Regions from separate parts of the Mus musculus genome. Here region 2 is linked to region 1. Evidence: chromatin loops called from intact Hi-C (ENCODE). Cell type or tissue: gastrocnemius. All regions are shown on one strand.

Region 1 (4,000 bases):
AAGAGCTGTGGGGGCAAAGGACCCTGATTTTTCCATCTCCCTCTGTTTCTCTCTCCTTCTCCCCTCTCTCCCGCTGCCTCCTCTGCCAGCCTCTCTGTCTCCTTCCCCTCTCTCTCCCTGCTTCTCTCTTGGTCCTTCTGTTCTCTTTTCTCTGCCTCAGTCCCCGTCTCTTCTCTCTCCCTCCTCTCTCTCTCCTCCCCCGGCACTGCTTTTCTCTCCCACTCACATCCTCTGATGGGCATTCAAGCTAGTAAAATGCCTGCTTGAGAATCCCACGAACGCAGCTAGGCACACACAGAGCCGGCGGGGTTTGCATGTTCACTCAAAAGTGAAATGCAAAGAAAAATGCCCTTAGAATTCAGACAAGGGGAAAACATCAAAGGAGAACTGATGTGTAAAAACTCCGGCACCAACAAAAACACGAAATAGGGAACATTTAAACAGATAGGTATATTTTAAACTTACCTTGCCTTAGCAGATGCAGGGATAGCCCTCCTCCGGTGCCCCTGCTTGCTCAGTTCCTTGGCTGAAATAATCACATGGCTGTCTTCTTGCCCCAGTATAAATAGGTGCATATGTATGTGTAATAAAGTACACACAATTACATACTATAGATATGCACACATGCAAGCAATGGTGTCTCTCTTTCTCTCTCTCTCTTTTTCTAAAATATAAAGGAAGGCAGGAGCCTGCAGCTAGGATTCCTTCTTTTGACTGGAACTCTCTCCGGCAGCAGCAGGCTGAGCCTCTCAATCCCGTGAAGAGAGATCCTGCTAGCTGGCGTTATTTCTCCTCGTTTCCATGGTGGTTAGTGGTGCATCGTTCACCAGATCAGTTGTCACACTGACACGGTGCTGCCTGCTCAGCGGTCATTAATAACTGAACACCCTCCACTCCCCAGAGAGGAGCCAATCGCTTCAGACTGCCAAGATGTAGCACTCGCAGCTGCTCCAGCCTGGTTGGCTGAAGCAGCCTGTCTGTCCTATGACAGTGCTGCTTAGGGTACAAATAAATGAAACAGGCTTGCATATTTTTCCTTGGAATCATTTTCTTTCCTGTTTTTTCTTTTCCTTTTGGAGCAATGTGCAGCGCTTTTCAACAAGTTCTCCCATTTGGAATGTGATCAGTCATTTGGAGAAACGGTGGGGTTTTTGTTTGTTTTGTTTTTCTGTTTTTCATTTCCTCTGAGATAAGACAGGAAACACTTATGAACAAGGATTTCCTGAATATTAAAAATACTTGATAGTGACTCTGCCTCCCTGTCTGTGAAGTTCAGCAGTGGCTTTACATTTCAGCCTGCAGCCTGCAGCTCTCCTGCCCCTTGTTTGTTTCCCTACAGATCCTACTTAAATCAGCCTATGTGCATGCAGCTAATAGCCTCTCTCTCTCTTTCACTCTCTCTCTCTCTCCCTCTCTCTCTCCCTCTCTCTCTCTCTCTCTCTCTCCCTCCCTCCCTCCCTCCCTCCATTCCTTCTTTCCATTTTTCTTGTTGGTACTTTGTGTGTGGGTTTATTTTTTGTTTGCGTATTTGTTTAGGTTTTACAATGACATTTCTTAAAATTACAACAAATATTTGCTTCTCCAATACTCACAACAATGGTATGTAAGGAGAAGCATATACAAAATAAACTTTTCCAATTATAACTACTTATCTATACATGGTATAACAAATCTGATGCCACACATCGGACATGTGTTGTATGTGGCATTGCTTGTGCCTGCATCCAGATGTACATGTATGTGTGTGTGTGCGCCTGTGTATGCGTTTTAGATGTATGATTTATTAGTAATAACTCAGGGATCCTTTCCTCTACAATAGACTGAACAGTTAAATTATCTCTTTTTGCACTTACGGCTATCAACTCTGAATGGCTACTTAACTAGGAAAATGTTTTCAATAGGAATTATATGTAAAACATTTGGAATATTTAGACTAGAAATCATGCCAGCGTGGTCATGTGTTCAGCTCCAGAACAACCATGACAAATAGAAGAATATAAGGGCATGCTTTCCAGACAGTATACTAGAGAGACCTCCTGAGAGGAGTGGAACATGGGAACAATTTTCAACAGGTCCAAAGCTGCCTTATCTGAGTCTCCCCTTGCTTTGATAGACTGCCCTCTAGTGGAGGAAAAGGAAATGGCATTTATTAGATTTACTGGGGGAGGGGGGAATAACAACAAAAAGCAAAAGCATTAGCACTAATTGTTTCTTAAGGTGTCGTTGAAGTGACTTAAACCGGTGTTCTGCGCCATGACCGTATGCCTGGAAGCTTAGCCTCACTAACATTGTCTTTTGACCACCAAACGCTTTCATGTTACAGTTTTCTTTACAAAAGCAAACAAACAAAATCTACCAATGCTTTAGTTATTCGTTGTATTGATCAATTTGTTGACGGAGTCAGGGCCTTTATCTTCTGCCTAGGCAATTTGAATGCTGGTATGGTAGGTGTTCCTCAGAATATTTTTATTTTAATATATAATTGATAAACTCTAATCTTTTTGATAAGCATGAATGCTAAACCAAAGTGGCTTCTTCATTGGCCAAATGGCATCCAATTCTGAGTGTTATCCTCTCACCAGACACTTACAGGTACTTGAGTGTCCACTCACAGGTATGGGAGGAGGATGAGTGTTGGGCTGTTACATTGGAGTGCATCGCATATAACTTAATAGCCTAATTTTACTTTCTTCACTTGAAACGTACTGAATTTTTCCACTCAATTTGAATATTTTTAGAGTATATACATGGAGAATTGTGCTATAATTGTAACAACTATTTGAAAAAAATTCCTTTTATATTGTACCAACTCCTTAAGCACTTTATTTCGATTGTTATTAATTATATAATCAACAAATCTAGTAATCTGTTGATTATTATAATGTATTGATTACAATGTGCTCTCATAATGAAGATAAGTTGTGAGGCTCGAACATGTTAAAAATAACTTTTAAAAATAAAACTAGTAGGGGCCTAGAGAGATGGCTCAACTGGTTAAGAGCACTGACTGCTCTTCCAGAGGACCTGGGTTCAATTCCTGGCAGTTCACAACTATCTGTAATGACAGAAAATAAAAAATAAACATTAAAAAATAAAATTAATAATCACAGGTAGTACTTAAATCCAAACATATTTATAAGTTCATGAAAATGTTTTTATAATTAATTAGGATTGAATACTATTTCAAAAACTGCCTTATATAATAATAATTTCCTAGAAAACTGTTTTTACCAAATGAATGTTTGCTGTATTTTCAAATGTAAGAAATGTGAGTGCTCTTTGAATATAGGTACATGATAGATCAAAAGTATATCGTACTTGTGTTTAAGTGTAATATCATGGGGTATTAGAAATGAGTTTTTATTAGAAGGGAGAGAATTACTCTGGCTATGAATGAAGAAGATGAGAACTCTCTCTGGCTGTAGGTTTCCTCCTGCTAAAATTATCAGCAGCTGGAATCGAAGTATATTTGGGGATTCCTTAACTTACCGGGGAAGACAGTCATTCAATGCAGTATTATTAGGTGTCCCCTCGAAGCACCATATGAGGATATCCCGCTGAGGGATGCAAAGATTTAAGAGCATTACATGTCCTAAAATTGCTTGTGGTCATCAGAAAACAGACACAGTATGGAATAGGAATGGCCTATAAAAATTGATCTCAACTTGTAGATTATGACTCCTTTGATAGTTAAATGACCCTTTCATAGGGGTCCCATGTTCAATATCCTGCATATTAGATATTTACATTATAATTCATAACAGTAGCAAAGTTACATTTATGACGTAGCAACAAAAAGGAAGCACTTCAAGTCCCCCAGCATTGGGAAGGTTGAGAACCATTATTGTAGAAAATCATAAGACATGTTTAACTTACACATAGATGCTGGAAGAGAGCCAGAGGCAGAGTGCCTCAAGTCCTGAGCAGGTCCCAGCTCCATCACCCTGTAATCTAGTGGATGATTGACAAGGGTGCTTCTTCTCTTTGCTCCTTCTTCCAT
Region 2 (4,000 bases), 460 kb before region 1:
CTGGTCATAGAAGCACATTTCCCACAGGTGTCTTCTAGAGTCATTGTTCTTACGAGTTAACAAGGGGAAAGACTTCCTGTTCTTGGTGAGTTTTTACACTAAGTTTTTGTAGAAGAAAAATATTTTTAAAGAAAGCAAAACCTCACTTTAGAACCTATTGAGCTGAGTGTCTTGGTTCACACCTGGACAAATGAGGCAGAGGCAGGCAGATTTTGAGTTCTAGGTTAGCCTGACCTAAAGCAGACATTTTTTTTTTTTTAATTTAAAAAAGGAACTTGCTATGTTTTAAAAGGTTCATTTTCTTCTCCCTGCCCCCTGCCTCCTCTGTCCTTTCCTTCTTTCTTTCTTTTAGACAAGTTTTTCTGTATAGCCCTGTCTTCGAACTTGTCCTGGTCTATATACTAGGCTGGCCTCAAACTCAGAAATTCTGCCTCCAAGTTAAAAAGTCCACTTTCAAGTCTACTTTCTTACACATTAGCAACTTAATTTACAGAAAAAGAATAACAAGTAGCATTTGGGTTTCCAGATTAAAGTACCAAAGCCTTTCAAACTCATCATATGCTATTAGAGATGATGTGTACGCTTAGAGATTCTTAAATTTTTCCATTTACTCCCTTTTGTCTAACACATTTTAAAAAACCCCTTGGCATATAGGGTATGTAAAGTAGGTATGTAAATCAAACATGTACTTATAATAAATCATAAAGCAATTCATTTAAGAATAGTTGTTTGGTATATGAATTCCTTCACCATTTATTACAGAAGAGAATTTGCATGGTAATGAAATAGGTGTTCTCATTTATTTGCATACAGAATTAAATCTGGCCTGAAGACTAGATGCTTCAGGACTTATAACATCTTCAGCACTTCCCATACTGGGTCCATATTCTGATTTTATAATCATTATTGCCAAGAATGCTGTTTCATATAAATATGTAGTAAAAAAATGACAAAAATATAAATATGTATAAATATGTATACATATAAATATGTAGTAAAAAATGACAAGAATATGTTTAGGGCCATCTCAGAAATTGTTGGAAATTCTGTTCCAACCCCAAGGCAGAATTTTGTTTTATTACATTGGATGAAATTCAAGTCATCAACTCAAACTATATATATATATACATATATATATATATATATATATATATATATATATATACATATATATATATATTTTTTTTCTTCTGAGACAGGGTTTCTCTGTATAGCCCTGGCTGTCCTGGAACTCACTTTGTAGACCAGGCTGGCCTTGAACTCAGAAATCCGCCTGCCTCTGCCTCCCGAGTGCTGGGATTAAAGGTGTGCGCCACCACCGCCTGGCTTCAAACAATAATTTTTAAAATCAACTATTCTAGAGCTGGGCATGGTGGTCCAGCTTTCAGGAGGCAGAGGCAGGCAGATCTTGAGGCTAGACTGGTCCACATAACGAGTTACAGGACAACCAGGGCTATGCAGAGAAATCCTGTCTTGAAAAACAACAAAAATGAGCCATTTAACATAGCGCAGTGATTTAGCCACTGATTCGGCACTTATGAGGAATGATGAGGAAAATAGGAAAGTTTTTATTTTTCTTAATTGTGCTATTATGGCCTAGCAGTGGTGGCACACACCTGTAATCCTAGCACTCAGGAGACAGAACCAGGTGGATCTCTGCGAGTCTGCTTGTTGTAGAGCCAGTTCCAGGACAGCCAGGGCTACATAGAGGAATCCTGTCTCAAAAACCAAAAAAAAAAGCTATTATGTTTCTCTAAGAAACTTGGCATGTACAGGAAAAACAACTGCAGCTTGTAACTTCTCTTTTTCTTTTTCCTCTTCTTCTTTTTTTGTTTGTGTGCTGTCCCTTGATGTTATGCCCCGCAGCGCCCTTCCCAGATTTTTTATTTTTTAAAATTTTTGATGTAACTTGAGTTGTGACTCCTATTTGAAAAGCTGGCTTTACTGACAAGTGTAGTCGTATTTTAGAGAAGATTGTATTCTGATAATCCAGCATGACTAAAACGCCTCTTCCATGTTGGCACTGAGGGGCATCTACAAATGCTGGAGCCTTGTCGTTTTGGATTTGAGAGTGGGCTGTGTGACCTGGGGCAGAGTTCCTCATCTGTAAGGTGGGATATTTACTCGAAGTTGCTGTGAACTTCAGTGATTGTAAGGTAGCAGACTGACTGCCAGGGAATTGATGGTTGGTTCTTAGTGGTTTACACTTTTCTTCCAGGTCTTGACCAAAGGAATAGTGATTTGACTCCTTGCTTACATCCCTGCTCTCCTCATAGTCAGGACTTGCAGCCCCAGTAGGAGGGGCTTCCCATGGGATTTGGTGGTGGCAGGGTAGGGGTCGGGAGCTGAGAAAGGATGTAGAGCACATCAACAGAGAGGAGCAGTGGTGAGCTGATAGGACAGGGAGACAGTCTTTTGCTCAGTCCAAGGTAACGTACACATAAGGTCCTGGAGTGTAACAGGAGACTGAGGAGGCCAGAAAAGGCTTTGTGCATTCTTGCCACGCAGAGAGTAAAACTGAACACACAGGAAAGGATAAAAGTGTTCAGAGGACATATACAGTTATAGAAGGAAAAAAAATAGTTGAGTGTAACAGGTGTTAGGCGTTAGGCAGTATTGAAACTAATGGTCCCGCCAATAAAAATGCAAGGATGCTAAAAAGGAGTGGCCAGAGAGGTCAAGAGACCTGTTAAAACTTACCCATTGAGCAAAAGTCCCCAGAACAGTACAGTTCTAACCTTCAGTCCTTAGGGCAAACATTGGATGTCTAGACTTGCTTATATCAGTTGTCTGCTACTGTTTTCTCTTTGGCTTACATCTCCCCATTTATATCCTGCGCCTCTGTTAACATTGTGCATTTTCTCTCTGTGTTTTTATAAGATTTCACGCGTAGATGAGAGCATGCATTGCGGAGCACTTTTTTTCTAATTCTGGCTTATTTCCTTTAACCCAGTGGCTTAACCCAGATATTAACCATATTATGGCAAATGACAGGAGGGATTTTTTTCTTTTCTCTCTCTCTCTCTCTCTCTCTCTCTCTCTTTCTGTTTTCTTTCTTTCTTTCTTTCTTTCTTTCTTTCTTTCTTTCCTTCCTTCCTTCCTTCCTTCCTTCCTTCCTTCCTTCCTTCCCTTTCTGTCTTCCTTCTCTTTCTGTCTTTCTTTCTGTCTTCCTTCCTTCCTTCCTTCCTTCCTTCCTTCCTTCCTTCCTTCCTTTCTCTTAGACAGAGTCTTGCCATGTAGCCTAAGCTTAAACTCAGCATCCTTTTGCCTCAGCCTTCTGACTGCAGGGGTTACACATGTATTCTACTTATTACCCCACTCTCTCCTTCTCTTCTAAAAGCACACTGAATAGTATAATATCTCATTGTATATTTATACCACTCTTTATACATTTCCATGTTAACAAATGCTTAGGTGTTTTTTTCCCCATGTGTTCACATACATTAGGATGGCAGCTTAACTAAGAGACAGCATTGGCCAAGATGTGAAAAAGGGAACATGTACAGAGATTTTTGAAACATCATGATGTTCTAAATAAATTAAAAATAGAATTACCATTGAACCCAGCAGTCCCTCCTCAGAATAGGCAACCACAGAAAGGAAACCACCACCATGTAAGGATGCTGGCTGCACTGAGAGTTCCGCGAAGCTTCTCAAGGATGTTCTCAAGAATGAGAACCAATGTTTTTGTTTTTTAAAAAAATTGAGAGAGAGAGGGAGAGAGAGAGAGAGAGAGTTAGTTTATGCTGAAAGGAAGGGGACTAGAGAAAGGATAATATGAAAGTTTAATTGTATGCATCCTGAACATGATGTATTTTTCTGAATGACAACCAACTTGAGTATGTTTGCCTATTCCTTTCCTGGTTTTTAGAGAATTTTTGATTCTACATTTTCCTCCTCCTCTTCCTCCCCCTTCTTCCTCTCCTCCCCCTTCTTCCTCCTCTTCTTCCTCCTCTTCCTTCTCCTCCCTTCCTCCCTCCCTCCCTTCCTCCCTCTTCTT

What was found. Peaks named below come from ENCODE experiments on the same cell type or tissue, not always from the same donor. Only the 100,000 strongest peaks of a DNase experiment are listed, where the experiment ranks them.
Region 2: it touches region 1 in a loop (2.3-fold over the local background); 5 of 42 quality-filtered maps call a loop at or near these places.

Annotation. Positions count from the first base shown.
Region 1 is chr12:41,485,106-41,489,105 of GRCm38, forward strand. The region is part of intron 4 of Immp2l (IMP2 inner mitochondrial membrane peptidase-like (S. cerevisiae)); the gene reads left to right. Lrrn3 (leucine rich repeat protein 3, neuronal) reads right to left here and starts at 952. Exons shown (of 2, transcript NM_010733.3): 1 at 466-952. In gastrocnemius, a CTCF peak has its summit at 2,120 (motif pointing left); DNase peaks (open chromatin) are centred at 194, 884 and 2,163; H3K4me3 peaks cover 1,406 bases; H3K27ac peaks cover 293 bases.
Region 2 is chr12:41,027,706-41,031,705 of GRCm38, forward strand. All of the region lies in intron 2 of Immp2l (IMP2 inner mitochondrial membrane peptidase-like (S. cerevisiae)), which reads left to right. Among named protein-coding and RNA genes, the nearest start is that of Immp2l, 5.6 kb to the left of the region's middle. In gastrocnemius, no CTCF peak of the experiment used is centred here; a DNase peak (open chromatin) is centred at 2,292.